2 separate regions of the Homo sapiens genome follow, and region 1 is linked to region 2. A link is a contact called in ENCODE Hi-C or POLR2A ChIA-PET data. All regions are on one chromosome and are shown on one strand. The core of a region is the stretch at or near the end of the contact, and the rest is flanking DNA. Distances in the headings are between cores, read along the strand shown. Region 1 holds the start of DYNLT4 (dynein light chain Tctex-type 4). Region 2 holds the start of ZC3H12A (zinc finger CCCH-type containing 12A).

Region 1 (7,026 bases), core at 4,527-7,026, 7.3 Mb after region 2:
AGGGGGAGGGAGGGCTCACCAGGGGCTGAGGCAGTGGCTCTCTGCAGTCCCTGGCCCACATCTGGAAGGCCCGGCACACCCTGTTGGAGCCAGAAGTGCGCTACTACCTGCGGCAGATCCTTTCTGGCCTCAAGTACTTGCACCAGCGCGGCATCTTGCACCGGGACCTCAAGTTGGGTGAGACTCCTGAGCCTGGAGGATGGGAGGTTGGGGAGGGAGGGAGGGAGGGAGGAAGGAAAGAATCTGACACACCTCTCTTGCCCCATCTAGGAAATTTTTTCATCACTGAGAACATGGAACTGAAGGTGGGGGATTTTGGGCTGGCAGCCCGGTTGGAGCCTCCGGAGCAGAGGAAGAAGTGAGTTTTGAGGAAAGGGGCCCTGTGTGTGATACAGATGACATGCGTGATAGACAGTGCATATGTATGTGGGAGGCAAGGTGACTGCCTGATGTGTGCATGAGATAAATGGGAAGGGATGATGGGCTGTTCATGCATGTGTGAAGGTGGAGGTGGCAGCCTGTGTTACCGAGACCGGTGGAGAGGGGGAGGATCCTATAGGTGTATGACACAGATAGGGTAGGTGACTCTGAGTCCCTGAGACAGATGGGGGTATACAGATTCTTGGAGGCACATGACTTACCCTTTGTGTGGATGGGGGAAGGTGACAGGCAGCGTGTATGTGTGTGTGAGAGACAGACTGAGAGTGTGGAAATGGTGGGATATGACATTGTGGGTGTAAGAAGACCCTGCTGTGGCCATCATACTTTGTGTGTGTGACACAGATAGCGTATGTGGCAGATGAGTGTTTATGGGGGTTGTGACAGCTGGTGTTGGTGTGTGTGTGGCACAAACCGTGGGAGGTGACAGCCTGATGCCTGTCTGACAGACAGGAGTGCAGGAAGGGGGAAGGGATCAGCTGTGGACTCTCTGTGTTGACCCTAGAGGAGAGGACTGGGCTGGGGGTCAGGCCCTCCCCCTGTCATGAAGAGCAGCTGAGCAGCTGGGCCAGGCGGGTGGGCGGGGACTCAGCTGCCATCCCTGGCATCCATTGTCCCAGGACAAGCAGGAGTTCTCTGGCCTTTGGTGACAGGCAGCTGCTTTGTCTGGACTAACAGTGGGGGAAGGAGTCGGGGGGCTGCTGGGCTGGGTCTCAGCCTTCTCTCCTCCTCCCCACCCTCTTTCAGGACCATCTGTGGCACCCCCAACTATGTGGCTCCAGAAGTGCTGCTGAGACAGGGCCACGGCCCTGAGGCGGATGTATGGTCACTGGGCTGTGTCATGTGAGTTGCAGGGTCCAGGTTCAGCAGCAGACAGGTGGTGGGTGTGTGGGTGGAGCATCTCCTCCACTTTACTCCTGACCCCTTGGCCCTGCCCTATAGGTACACGCTGCTCTGCGGGAGCCCTCCCTTTGAGACGGCTGACCTGAAGGAGACGTACCGCTGCATCAAGCAGGTTCACTACACGCTGCCTGCCAGCCTCTCACTGCCTGCCCGGCAGCTCCTGGCCGCCATCCTTCGGGCCTCACCCCGAGACCGCCCCTCTATTGACCAGATCCTGCGCCATGACTTCTTTACCAAGGTCTGTGGCTCCCCAGACCTCTAAGTCCATCTGTGTATTCCCAGGGATTGAAAGGGGGCAGGTGACAGGACCCCTGGAGCCTCTCTTCTCTGTTCACATGGTTCCCCTCCCTAGGGCTACACCCCCGATCGACTCCCTATCAGCAGCTGCGTGACAGTCCCAGACCTGACACCCCCCAACCCAGCTAGGAGTCTGTTTGCCAAAGTTACCAAGAGCCTCTTTGGCAGAAAGAAGAAGAGTGAGTCTGGGGTGTCAGTGGGTTGAGGGGGCAGAGCAGTAGAGCGGCTTGTCACATTTGTCTTGGGTGTGTGAGTGTGGGTGCCTGGAAACTCCTGGGGAGAGCATGTGCAGTACAGGCACTTGGGGAGGCCAATCTCTGTGTCATCCCTGTCGGAAGTGGAGGGGCTGGGCAGGATACTGAGGACGGTATCACCTTTCACCCCCAGGTAAGAATCATGCCCAGGAGAGGGATGAGGTCTCCGGTTTGGTGAGCGGCCTCATGCGCACATCCGTTGGCCATCAGGATGCCAGGCCAGAGGTGAGGCGCTCAGGTGGACACTGTTCCCCTGACTCACCCCCACCCTAGCAGCTGAGGGAAGCCGGGGATAAAAGAGGCTGCTGAAGCATCCAGCCTCGTGGTGGCCTAATTGGCTGTGTGTCACCAGCCTGGCGGGGCTGACCTGGGGTGCCCTGGGAGCCAGGGCAGGGCCAGGCCATGGACTCAAGGGTTTGGATTTTGGGGCCTGTGTCACTCCCTTTCCCTGCCCAACCCTCCAGGCTCCAGCAGCTTCTGGCCCAGCCCCTGTCAGCCTGGTAGAGACAGCACCTGAAGACAGCTCACCCCGTGGGACACTGGCAAGCAGTGGAGATGGTGAGGAGCCAGGGAGGATGAGAGGTGATAGAGGTTGCTGGAGCTGAGATCAGGGGCGAGAGGGAAGGAGTGGGCAGAGGGGCCTGGCCTGGGTCCTGGGGTGCTAATTCCTAAATCTCAGTGCCCTGTCTCCTTCAGGATTTGAAGAAGGTCTGACTGTGGCCACAGTAGTGGAGTCAGCCCTTTGTGCTCTGAGAAATTGTATAGCCTTCATGCCCCCAGGTAAGGGTGGGGTCTGGTACATGCTGCTGTGGTGGGAGTTCTGTGGCTGGGAGGCCAGGAGCAGGTGCTGACTCCCTCCTCTCCCATGACAGCGGAACAGAACCCGGCCCCCCTGGCCCAGCCAGAGCCTCTGGTGTGGGTCAGCAAGTGGGTTGACTACTCCAATAAGTTCGGCTTTGGGTATCAACTGTCCAGCCGCCGTGTGGCTGTGCTCTTCAACGATGGCACACATATGGCCCTGTCGGCCAACAGAAAGTAAGTGCTGTTATGGGGTGCCTTGTATTCAGGCCACTAATCCAGCAGGGCCGCACCCTCGTGAGTGCTCCTGGGCTCAGGGGTCTGGGTTTCTCAGAGGAGGGGCATTGGTGCAGGGCTCCCTCTGACCTCTGCCTCCCCATTCTAGGACTGTGCACTACAATCCCACCAGCACAAAGCACTTCTCCTTCTCCGTGGGTGCTGTGCCCCGGGCCCTGCAGCCTCAGCTGGGTATCCTGCGGTACTTCGCCTCCTACATGGAGCAGCACCTCATGAAGGTGTGAGGGCTGGGGCTGTGGTACATTGAAACCTAACCCATCCTGGCCGGGTGCGGTGGCTCACGCCTGTAATCCCAGCACTTTGGGAGGCCGAGGCGGGTGGATTATGAGGTCAGGAGATCGAGACCATCCTGGCTAACAAGGTGAAACCCCGTCTCTACTAAAAATACAACAAATTAGCCGGGCGTGGTGGCGGGCGCCTGTAGTCCCAGCTACTCGGGAGGCTGAGGCAGGAGAATGGGCGAACCCAGGAGGCGGAGCTTGCAGTGAGCAGAGATGGCGCACCATTGCACTCCAGCCTGGGCAACAGAGCGAGACTCCATCTCAAAAAAAAAAAATAAAGAAAAGAAAACTAACCCATCCTGATCCCTCTGATTCCCCCTTGGTGGTGGTTGGGGTTGCTGAAAGCTAGAGGATAAGGCATACACTAATGGGGAGGGGGCTGTCTCACGCTGGATCAGTGACCTGCCCTGATCCTGCTCCCAGGGTGGAGATCTGCCCAGTGTGGAAGAGGTAGAGGTACCTGCTCCGCCCTTGCTGCTGCAGTGGGTCAAGACGGATCAGGCTCTCCTCATGCTGTTTAGTGATGGCACTGTCCAGGTAAGAGCCTATCCAGGAGTTGCGGGAAGGTCTGGGAGGCCCAGGGTGCTGGGGAGGAAGCTGGGCCCGGAGCCTAGGTCCTGACCACTGTCATGCTCTGTGTGCAGGTGAACTTCTACGGGGACCACACCAAGCTGATTCTCAGTGGCTGGGAGCCCCTCCTTGTGACTTTTGTGGCCCGAAATCGTAGTGCTTGTACTTACCTCGCTTCCCACCTTCGGCAGCTGGGCTGCTCTCCAGACCTGCGGCAGCGACTCCGCTATGCTCTGCGCCTGCTCCGGGACCGCAGCCCAGCCTAGGACCCAAGCCCTGAGGCCTGAGGCCTGTGCCTGTCAGGCTCTGGCCCTTGCCTTTGTGGCCTTCCCCCTTCCTTTGGTGCCTCACTGGGGGCTTTGGGCCGAATCCCCCAGGGAATCAGGGACCAGCTTTACTGGAGTTGGGGGCGGCTTGTCTTCGCTGGCTCCTACCCCATCTCCAAGATAAGCCTGAGCCTTAGCTCCCAGCTAGGGGGCGTTATTTATGGACCACTTTTATTTATTGTCAGACACTTATTTATTGGGATGTGAGCCCCAGGGGGGCCTCCTCCTAGGATAATAAACAATTTTGCAGAATTGGACTCCCCCTCACTCGCAGTAGAGCCCGTGGACCGTGGCCACCGCGAAGAGCGAGGTGTTGGTGTAGGAGACCGAGGCCAGCCCATCGCGCGCCACGTCCCAGAGCGCACGGCTGACCACGTGAACGCCCTGGCCCGCGCGCGGCCCCAGCACCACACTGCATACCAGCTTGTAGCGTGGCGGGCTGAGCTCGCGCAGGCGAACGTGCACCTGCTCGCAGAGCTCCCGCACCAGCCGCGCGGCCTCGTCGCTGGAGTAGCACGCGTCGTGCAGCCCTGCGGCCAGCGCCGCCTCCAGGGCACGCTGTGCACGCGCAGCCTCCCAGCGCTCCCCGGGCACTGGCTCCGTGCGGTAGGAGGGCGCCACCCAACGGGCGGGCGCCAGGGGCAACCCTGAGAAGCTGACCCTTGAGCCCAGAGGGGGCACCGGGCCCAGGGATGGCCGCTGACCCCCAGGACCCGCGCCTGGCCCGACCAGCGAGTTGCGGCGGGAGAAGGACGCGGCCAGGCCCAGCATGGAGCCCCGGCGCGAGGCCGGGGCTGGACCTGGACCTGCCGGTCGGGCCTCATCAATGCTGGGCAGGCAGCCTCGGGGCCGCACCGGTGAGGGTTTCCGCCCGGAGTCTTTGGCATTCTCCTCCTCCTGGCGTCCCGGGGGCAGAGGCCTGCTGGCCATGGACCTGCTGGCTGGAGGAACCACACTCAGGGTGGCCTTCACCAGGCATCTGTCTACCCACCCCAGCCTCTTGCTCAGTGATGTCAAGGGTTTTTACCTTCTACCCCCTTCTTACCTGTGTTTTAGAACAAGTGGATCAGATAGTCCCAGGCTGCCTGGGTTCCTAGGTGCTGAGAAGGTTAAAGGCTGTTAGACACATGAGCAGGGGACAGGAGGCTGCTAGGACTGGGATCCTCGGCTAGTCCTTGCCGACTGAGCTCCTTCTCTGGGCACTATGGAAGTTAGCCAGGTACGCTCGGAGTCTTAGAGACTGCCATTTCTCCCTTCCACCCGACTTCTCTGGAAGGAGAGGCAGGCCTCTGCCTCAGCCTGGACTGTGGAGGCAGAGCCTCCAACCCCTAACCAGGAAGGACTGACAGACTCAGCTCCTTCAACCCCACAGATCCTTCCAGCCCTGGGGGTGTTGAATCCAGTCATCTTCCACCCAGATCTACTCTAGGGTGGCTGGCACAAAGATCTCCCCTACACCTGGCCCAGGCTGAGGGCAGATGACTCATGAAGCCCCCTTCCACCTTCTGCCTTTGGCCTCTGATCCCACTTCCTCCAGAATCAGTTCTGAGATGGCTGCCCTCTGCTCCCGAAACTCCCTCAGGCACCTGAGTCACCCGCAGGCTTTGGCTTCTGAGTTCTGTCCTGGCTGCACAGCCCTGGCCCCGCTGGCCTGAAGGGCAAGTGGGAGGGGAAAGACCTGTGTTGTGGAGTTGCCATGGGTTGCTAGAGCAAACACTCCTCCCTCCCAGGATCCCTCCCTCCAGTCTGGCTCTGGCTTAACCTGAGAGCATTGTTGCTGTGAGCATGTGCTGAGCATGGGGTGCCCCTGAGTCATCAGGGAGAGCGGCCGACAGGGTCTTGCAGCTTAGAGGCAAACTTCCTAAGCGCAGGCAACAGAGGGGCAGATGTAGAGCAAGGCTGTGGTCAGAAAGGCTTTGTCCTACCCCAGGACTCTTGAGCCAGGGCCCATTTTCTCCCCTTGTGGAATGGCCAGATGACTGGCCATTCGTGAACAAGTCACAGAGGCCTAGGTTAGGGGGAGATCTTGAGGCTGCGGGGGTGGTGGCTCAGGAATCCAGAGTCTGGGCCCACAGGAAGGAACACGTCATGGCTCTGTTGTCTCCCCATCGGCCTCGACAAGGACAAACATTTCCGCTCCCGGCGCAGAGTTAGGGTGGGGCTTGGATGACTTCCTCAGTTCAGGGCTATGTGCGGGGGAGGGGAGGCCCACTGGCTCAGCTGGTAGGCACCAGGCCTTATAAAGTGGCAGTGACTCGGCAGTGAACCCCGAGTCCAGCCTCGTGACCTTTGCTGACCCAAGTGTCCTGGGGCTTGTCCCTAGCTGGCTACACCTCTAGTACCTAGGTTTCCCCAAAGTTACATTTCAGAGATGGCAGAGGCTGTGACACCTCTGCCAGGGCTGACAACTCATGTGACTCCTCCTCTGGCAGGGATGGGACTGTCCCCTCCCAAACAAGCCAGGTCGGGGCCCTGACCCATCTATGGGGGCGAGGATTTTCCCTGTTGAGTGGGGGTTTCCCCGGCCTGGCTAACCGGATCCTGACCCTGTGTGCCTGTGGAGGAGGGAAGGGTTAGGAGGGCAAGGAGTTTGAACTCTGAACCTAGGGCAGGCTCAGCTTCGGGGGCTAAGACCCTCGTATGGCGCTTAATGCCCCTCTAAGGGCTGAAGTTTTCCCTGGGCCTGCCCGGGAGATGGGTGGAGTCTCTTCTCAGGCCAGCTCCAGTTTCCATGGAAACCCACAGGCTTCCCACCCCGTCGGCTGCCTGGGCAGACTCCCAGCCAGGGCCTCTTTCGCCGCCGCCGCCGCCGCCAGCCAGCCAGCTTCTTCCCAGGACCATAGGCCACTCCAGCCTCAGCTT
Region 2 (7,603 bases), core at 324-2,823:
GGATTTTTAAAAATATAATGCTGTATGAAAAAGGAAGTCACATAATTATGGAATGACTCCGTTTACACAAAGTAAAAAATAGCAAAACTATACAATATCCCACTTAGGGATGCATACAGAGGTGGTAAAACTACAAGAAAAAGCAAGAGAATGACTAGCACAATTAAAGTTCAGGAAACTAGTTCTTCAGGATGTGGGCAGGAGGCTGTGATGGGGGCACCCAGAGGGCCTCAAGGTACTGGCACTGGTCTATTTTTTAAGTTAGGTGATGGATACATGGCTTTTTTATTATTACTATTATTCTTTAAGCTGTACATGTACAGTTGTGTCTATGGTGTCTTTTACAATAAACAAGTATTTATTATAACACTAGCACTTATAGGATACATGCCTATGATGAGGTAGAGAGAATGTAACAAAGGACTGGCACATAGTAAGCACTGGTGGCATGTGGCTCTGTCCTCCAGCGTGTGGGCTCTGTGTTTTCTCTCTCTCTCTCTCACTCACACACACGCACGCACACACACACACACACATAGGAAGCCAGGCTCCCCTCTGCCCTCAGTCACTCGTGGTTCACAAAAATGGCAAATAATAGGAGCACTAGAATAGGAGCTCTCCATCCTGGTTCGAGTCTTTCCAGCTGGGGCAGTTTAGCCTTTGCAGAATTTCTCAAGGGTAACATCAGCATAATGACCTCTGTCTGTAAGCCCGTGAGTGTAAGCCTGTAAAGTGCTGTGCTCATGCGAGGGATCAGGTCTGACCTGGGAAACTAAAAGCATCTTCATGGAGCAAGGGTGCTCCTCCAGTGGGGGCGCTCAGTGAGTTCTGCGGTATGGGTGACAGTATTCTTGTGTGGACAGTATTCATGTGGTGATTGGGGTAAATGGCCCTCTTTTGCCTGGTTTTCTGCCTCGGTCATTGTGCATCTGCTGACTGAACCTGCCTTTTGGTCCTAGTAAAGTACAGATTTCAGGAAAAGTGTACCTGGCCCCGGGGGTGGCCAACCTCTGTGTGACGGCTTTAAGCACAGTGTGTCTTGAGGGGGCCTGACTCCATCTGAAAAGTGCCTGTCTGGATGTACCTGTCTATAACCATGGACCTGCCTCCAAGGTGCGTGGACCAACCTCCGCGTACCTGATTCACTCGATGCGCACCTGGCCGTACGTAGCTTCATCAGGCAGGGTGTACCTGTCAAGTTCTTAGGTCCGAGTGTTCGCGGCTTTACCTGTCCTGGTACCGCCGTCCGCACCTCGGTCAGTGCGTCCCCGGCAGGTGCGTGTACCTGATTCAGTCCGTGCTTATCTTGCGCATACGGGCCGTTCAGTGTCCCGCTCGGAGCTCGTCGCCGCCGCAGCCTTGAGGCTCCGACCCCCGCTTGGGCCCCGTCCGGCGCGCAGCGGCCGCGGGGGCGGGGCCGCGACGCGAGGAGCGGAGCAGGAAGGGGCGAGGCAGCCCCGCCCCCGGGGCGGTCTCCCGGGACGGCCCCGCCCCTTGCCCGCTTCCGCGTCAGTGCCTCACCACCACCTGCCCGCGCGCCGCCCCATATAAAGGCGCCGCCGTCCTTACCCCCAGGACTCGGCCCCATGGAGACGCCGCCGGCCGCCGCTGGCGCATGGCGGGGTGAGGCGCGGCGGGGAGGGTGCGGGCCTCGGCGGGGAAGCGGCAGGGAGCGCTCCGGCGGGGTCCGAGCCGAGCCGAGGGGAGGGGACGGGAGGGGACGGGAGGGGTGGAGAGGGGAGGGGACGGAAGGGTCGGGGTCCTGTTCCCCGGCCCGCCGGGCCTCAGGACCCCTCCAACTTTGCCCAAGTTGGGAGAGCCGGGGAAGAGCACCAGGTTCCTGATCGGGATCGCGGGCCGAGCAAGCGCGGGTCTCGGGCCGGGACAGCCTCGGCGTCACCAGCTCCCGGCAGCCAACCAAAGTTTTCCAGCAACTTTTCTCCCCACGGGTCACCCCAGAAACTTGCCCTCCCCGGCTCCGGGAGTCCGGCCATGGGCCTTGCGCTGCCTGGGCCTGAGCTCTGAGTGCCGGACGGGTGGGCGAAAGTGGTGGCCTCAGTGGGGAAGCCTTGGGCCCCGCAACGCACTTCCAGCCCCAGGATTCCATCTGAGAGCCCCGTCCCTGCCTTCTGGGTCCCCTGGGTTGGCGTGGGGGTTCGAGGCTTTACAGCTGGGGTAGTTCCAGTCTTAGTTCAGACTAAGTTCCGATCTTCGAGCCACCAGCTAACAGCTGGATGACCTTGAGCACGTTTTTAATGTCTGTGCCTCAGTTTCTCCCTTTATAGAATGGGAATGGGAATGCCTAGCTGGGAGAGCTTTTGAGAGGACAACCTGAACTAATAACACGATGCAGTGTGTAGTGCCACCAATCCCTCATCCTGCTGGATGTGGTTTTGGGAGGGAGGTTAGGAGAGAGCGCTATTCACCGTCCCTAACCCTGTTGGTTGTTCAGTAGGAGCTGTGGCGCGGGGCCTTCCAGGAGTCTGAGCTATGAGTGGCCCCTGTGGAGAGAAGCCTGTCCTGGAAGCCAGCCCCACCATGAGTCTGTGGGAATTTGAGGACAGCCACAGCCGTCAGGGCACCCCAAGGCCGGGTCAAGAGCTGGCCGCTGAGGAGGCCTCGGCCCTGGAACTGCAGATGAAGGTGGACTTCTTCCGGAAGCTGGGCTATTCATCCACGGAGATCCACAGCGTCCTGCAGAAGCTGGGCGTCCAGGCAGACACCAACACGGTGCTGGGTGAGCTGGTGAAACACGGGACAGCCACCGAGCGGGAGCGCCAGACCTCACCGGACCCCTGCCCTCAGCTCCCTCTAGTCCCGCGGGGTGGTGGCACCCCTAAGGCTCCCAACCTGGAGCCTCCACTCCCAGAAGAGGAAAAGGAGGGCAGCGACCTGAGACCAGTGGTCATCGATGGGAGCAACGTGGCCATGAGGTAAGTGTCACTTCTGTGGCCAGGACACATGAGGTTCGCATCTCTCCTGTGGCCAGGACACATGGAAGGATGACTGTCTCTGCAGCTCTGGTGGGCTGGAAGAAGTGACTTCCTTCTTAGGGACTGGTCTAGAGGGAGGGAAAGCCTTTTATGAGGCTAGGGTCGCGCTACTGGTAAGTGACAGAGGCAGGGTTCCAGCCCAGGTCCCTCTGTCCGCAGAGCTTACCTTATGCTGTGGGTCCCTCCCTGAGGCCAGCACTGTGTCTCCACTCCTCTCCTGTAATGTGAGGCAGGGCTGTAAAGGGGACCAGCCCGTGGGCAGCTGCTCACTCACCCCTCGGAACCTGATCTCAGGTGGGTGTTGTGAGGAGGGAGTGTGCGGATCCCGGAGAGGAGCAAGCGTTCAGGAACCATAGTAGTGGTAGTAGGCAGTGGTAGTAGCAGTTGTTGTTGTTATTTCAGGGGCTGGGCTTCTGAGGCCTTCTTGTCTCAGACCTGGGCTCCCACGAAAACAGGTCCAGTGACTGTGTCCAAGAGTGACCTCAAGGCTGGGTCCAGCTTTACATGGGTTGTGGGCAGGTGGCCTGATGCTCTGGCCTCAGGCGAGCTGCAACTTGGATCCCTACTGACTCAGCTGAAGCAGCCTGGGCTGGACCAGTCTCTGGAGGTTCCCCGGGGCCAGAGCCAGGACTCAGCCCCCAGTGACTCCCACCCCCATCCCCCAGCACAGGAATGGGGTGGGGAGGTAGGGGCAGAGAGGGAAGCCAGGGCTGCTGCTGACCTTGGGAAACCCAGACTTCTCCCGTCAATCCAGGCTCCACCCTCTGGCCCCACTTTTTTCCCAGTTCCCTCCAAGGCAGGCTGATGAGTCAGTGCTGGGTGGATGGCTCACAGGGAAAAGTTCCTGTTGGCATGGACGGGGAGACCCCAGACACAGGGTTGAGAAGGGATGATTTTCTGGCTGCCCTGAGGGAGCTCCTAGGTGGGCTGCCCAAGGCTGGCATGACATCAGCCTCTGCCCTCCCTAATTTGTGGCCCCTGTGGGACAAGTTCACTGTCCAGCTGGCCCTGGCCCAGCTCAGCAGGCATGCAGCTGAGTGCTCTTCCCTCCTTCTGTCACCTTCAGGCCAGTCTTCCTCTCTCTGACTTGGGCTGAGCCTGGATGGGAGGCTGAGAAAATCCAGTTTCCATGCCAAGAGGCAGCAGGTCACAGCCCATGCTTCGAGATTAGAAGGGGTCCCTCTCAGTGTCCAGCCTCATGTAGCTGGGCTAGGAGCTAGGTTGGATCTGTGTGACTCCTTCCTCTGGAGGTATGGGCCAGGAGCGGCTGAGCCCTGGGAGCAGCCATATGCAGTATGTGTTTGTATCCAGAAGGAGGAGGGACATGGGAGGAGGGGCTGTGATGAGGGGTGCTCAGAGGAGCCTGCTCCTGAGAAGCAGAGCCACGCACCCACCTCGGGGGTTTCTGAGCTGGGGTAGTGGCAGGAGGGGAATTCCAGCCTCAAACTTCCTGTCTCAGCTGCTACTCGGTTCCTGCCCGGCCACCCCCCCTCCCCAGGGGCAGGCGGGCTAGCCCCCCCATCATATGCAAATCATGGGGAAATTCACCTCTGTTTCCTTCTAAGGGAATTTTTTTCCACTCGCCAGGCCCAGCCCAGGCATATCTTTTCACCTGGGGAGGCTGGCCCAGCCCTGCCTTCTGTCCTGGGGCAGGAGCAGCCTAGCTGGAGTCTTCTACACACACATCCTATCAGTGTCTGCTTAGCCCGGCTGGGGGACCCTGACCTTACAGGCAAAGAGAACTGGAATGGGGGCAGGGATGTCTGGTTTTCCTGTGCCAGCAGCGCTTCCTCCAGTGCAGTGAAAGAGACTAAAGCTAGCTGTAGGGGGGCACTCCAGGCCTCATGTGCTCTACCAGGAGGAGGGCTCTGATAGCGCCCACTGATCAGTTTTTCCATCTGCTGAGGGAATATTCAGGTGCTAGGGCTGCTGAGAACCGACTTGTCCCAGCCAAGATTTTCAGTGCCCACAGGCAGTGCACTGCCCTGAGAGCCCTGGCATCCCATTAGTTCCCAGTGCTCCAAGATACTAGCCTAGGATCATGTGCCCGGAGGGAGGCAGGTGGGCGGATACATGCGCACACTGCATACCTGAGACAAGGAGCCAGGCCTGGGATGACCCAGCTGCCATGGTTTTGAGAGGCAGGCCAGAAGGCCCAAGGAAGGGGGGTGATGTGATGGGGGAAGCACTGGGCATTGTGAAGACACAGACCAGGGACCTGACCTATTGTGGCAGGTCAGGGAAGGCTTCTCAGAGGCAGTGACATCTCACAAGGGTTCTGAAGGAAGAGCAGGAGTTTGCCAGCAGCATTGTTTCTCCCGTTCGCCACCTGTCTCTCATAACACACTTTGTTCAAACTCAATTTTGGGAGCTTTGTTCTCCCAAATAAATTCTGGATCTTCTGTTAGAGACAGGAAGGCAACCGAGTGGCCCAGACCTGGGTTCGAGTTCTGACTGTCTCTTACCACTAGCCAGGTGACCTTCCTTTCCTTCACGGTAGCAAGCCCTATAAGAATGAAGCCATATATCTGGCCACCAGCGGGAGCTCAGTGCCTGCGAATCCCTGCTCATTCCCTGCGATCAGGGTCTGTGCCTGCCTTCGTACCTGCCTGAGCATTGACGTACAGGGTAGTGATAAGCATAGGCCCTGGGCTTGCGTCTCTCTTCCACCGTTAACTGCTGTGTGACCCTGGTGACTAAGCTGCCTTCTCTGGACCACAGTTTTCATCTGAAAAACAGGGAAGGAGTTGATGATGGTATAGTGCCCTCCTCACAAGCTTGCTGATGATTCAGTGTTAGACACTTATAACAGGGCCTGGTTCACAGCTCTCAGCAAATGGGAACTTTTATTATAAGCAGGCTGGCAGATGTGGCAGAGGGACCGGGAAGGATGAGTGCTGCCCTGGGCTGGACTTTGTCTCCCCTACAATTTAGAGACCTTCAGACCCTGGTGCCCCAGTCTTGCCCCCAAATAGCCTCCATGGCCCCCAGCTGCCCCACCTCCCTCCCTAGCTTCTCTTAGGGCTCCAGCTATCACCCCTTACCTCCCCCACTCCCATTAAAGACACCCACAGGATGTGGTTGGCCCTGGACTTGCCTCTTTTGCGTAACATTTATTCTGTTTTATTTGCCAAATACGAGAGTCTAAGCTGTTCACTGAGGGGGCAGTGAGACGTGGGGCTGCTGGTCCTAGGAGCTCTTCCATGACACCTAGTGTTACCTGGGAGCCCCAAGCCCCAGTCCCCCATCCCTCAGGAAATCCAGTTGGAACCCCTACTTTGCAGGGCCATCTTTGGCCTGAAGCCACCAGGAAAGCTGTCCCACTGACTGACCCCTCTTAAGGAAGCTGCAGACTGCTGGGCCCATTTTCAGATAGAGGAACGGAGAGCTGCGGCAGCCCAGGAGCCCTGCCAGGCTTCCTTCTGGGTGCAGCCACCTGTGGGTGGGGCGCGGCCTCGTCTGAGACCAAGGCAGGGCCCATGCCTTACTCAGCTGTCCTTGCTAAGAGTCCCCTAGCATCTTCCTGATGGTCTTTCTGCCTTGGGGTGAAGAGGCATTTGGGGGAATTGCCATCTTGGGAGGAAAAGCAGTATCCTTTCACTTTCAGACTGAAAGGCTCCTGGGGAACTTGCTTCACTCCGGCGCTTTCTGTCCCATGCTGAAGGCTGGAGTCGCCAGCCCCTTCCCCTTTGCCTTTCTCAGGCCCCAGTCCCTGAGGTGTGTGTGAGGACTGAACTTTAATCCGGAACAATCTGGTTTCTCCTCGGTCAGCCCAGCCGGTGCTTCCCCCGCCCCCACCCACGCTGCAAGAGGCGAGGGAGGGGTGGTGACTCAGTGTGCATGTGTACATCTGTCCCTGTGGTCCCGGCAGCTCGCCGGGTGGGGCAGGAACCAGAAGTCTCGCGGCACCTTTCCCCCACCCCCAGGTGTGTTGCAAGTGGCCTGGCCCTCCCCCACCGTGGGGAGCAGTGCTGCCAGCTTCCTGGGCGCTTCCTCACTTTCAGGAGATGGAGCCTCAGGGAAAGTCCCAGCGGGGCCTGGCCATCCTGGAGCTGTGGGAACTGGCACTGGGAATGGAGGCCTTGGCCTTGGGCCCCACCTGCAGAGGGCCAGGGCCTGAGCCCTGGGGAAAGGGGAAGGGGCTGGTGACTCCAAAGGGGAAGGGACTGCTCACTACCACCACCAAAGCCAGGGCAGGGGTGGGGTGTGACCACCTCCCTCCTCCTGCTCAGGCCTAGGGGGTGGCAGGCTGGCCATCAGTGTGGGCTAACCCTGTCCTCTCCCTCCCAGCCATGGGAACAAGGAGGTCTTCTCCTGCCGGGGCATCCTGCTGGCAGTGAACTGGTTTCTGGAGCGGGGCCACACAGACATCACAGTGTTTGTGCCATCCTGGAGGAAGGAGCAGCCTCGGCCCGACGTGCCCATCACAGGTGAGTGGTGCCTCTGGAGGTGGGATGGTCTTACTGCCCCAGCAGCCCTGGTTCTCCCCAAGAGAGACCCTCTGGGAGTGACCTACAACTTCTAGAACTCAAGCAGGGACCAGCATTTCTTTTCTCAGTTTTTTCTGTCCTTAGCAACCTGCTCTGAATGGTGGTCATTGGAGGTCACCT

The links. Hi-C counts contacts between places; a loop is a spot of excess contacts on that map. ChIA-PET counts read pairs that join two places held with the same protein, here RNA polymerase II (POLR2A). Pooled maps may share reads with other maps.
Region 1: a loop to region 2 is called in a map of CD8-positive, alpha-beta T cell, with 23 times the contacts of the local background. The contact joins the promoter of DYNLT4 here to the promoter of ZC3H12A in region 2. A Hi-C loop is called at or near these places in 1 of 168 maps with a recorded cell type or tissue (CD8-positive, alpha-beta T cell) and 2 of 50 pooled maps. POLR2A ChIA-PET finds 5 or more read pairs at or near these places in 2 of 52 experiments (activated CD4-positive, alpha-beta T cell and activated T-cell).

What each region holds. Positions count from the first base shown.
Region 1 is chr1:44,801,575-44,808,600 of GRCh38, forward strand. It overlaps DYNLT4 (dynein light chain Tctex-type 4), which reads right to left and starts at 5,777. Exons shown (of 3, transcript NM_001377534.1): 1 at 5,751-5,777; 2 at 5,210-5,264; 3 at 4,319-5,105. The coding sequence starts at 5,094. The coding sequence ends at 4,429. It overlaps BTBD19 (BTB domain containing 19), which reads left to right and starts at 6,949. Exons shown (of 8, transcript NM_001136537.3): 1 at 6,949-7,026. It overlaps PLK3 (polo like kinase 3), which reads left to right. Exons shown (of 15, transcript NM_004073.4): 4 at 48-177; 5 at 271-358; 6 at 1,186-1,281; 7 at 1,381-1,579; 8 at 1,694-1,817; 9 at 2,026-2,117; 10 at 2,357-2,450; 11 at 2,589-2,672; 12 at 2,765-2,927; 13 at 3,076-3,205; 14 at 3,692-3,805; 15 at 3,913-4,416. The coding sequence ends at 4,104. RefSeq lists enhancers at 4,246-5,096, 5,097-5,946, 5,540-6,739, 6,214-6,463, 6,798-7,026 and 1 more.
Region 2 is chr1:37,473,007-37,480,609 of GRCh38, forward strand. ZC3H12A (zinc finger CCCH-type containing 12A) reads left to right here and starts at 1,574. Exons shown (of 6, transcript NM_025079.3): 1 at 1,574-1,623; 2 at 2,453-2,933; 3 at 7,284-7,423. The coding sequence starts at 2,491. LITATS1 (lncRNA induced by TGF-beta and antagonizes TGF-beta signaling 1) reads right to left here and starts at 1,437. Exons shown (of 3, transcript NR_038842.1): 1 at 1,138-1,437. It overlaps MIR6732 (microRNA 6732), which reads left to right and starts at 7,224; the gene lies at 7,224-7,283. RefSeq lists silencers at 749-848, 1,309-1,768 and enhancers at 2,419-2,518, 4,229-4,528, 5,919-6,745, 6,369-6,908, 6,682-6,976 and 1 more.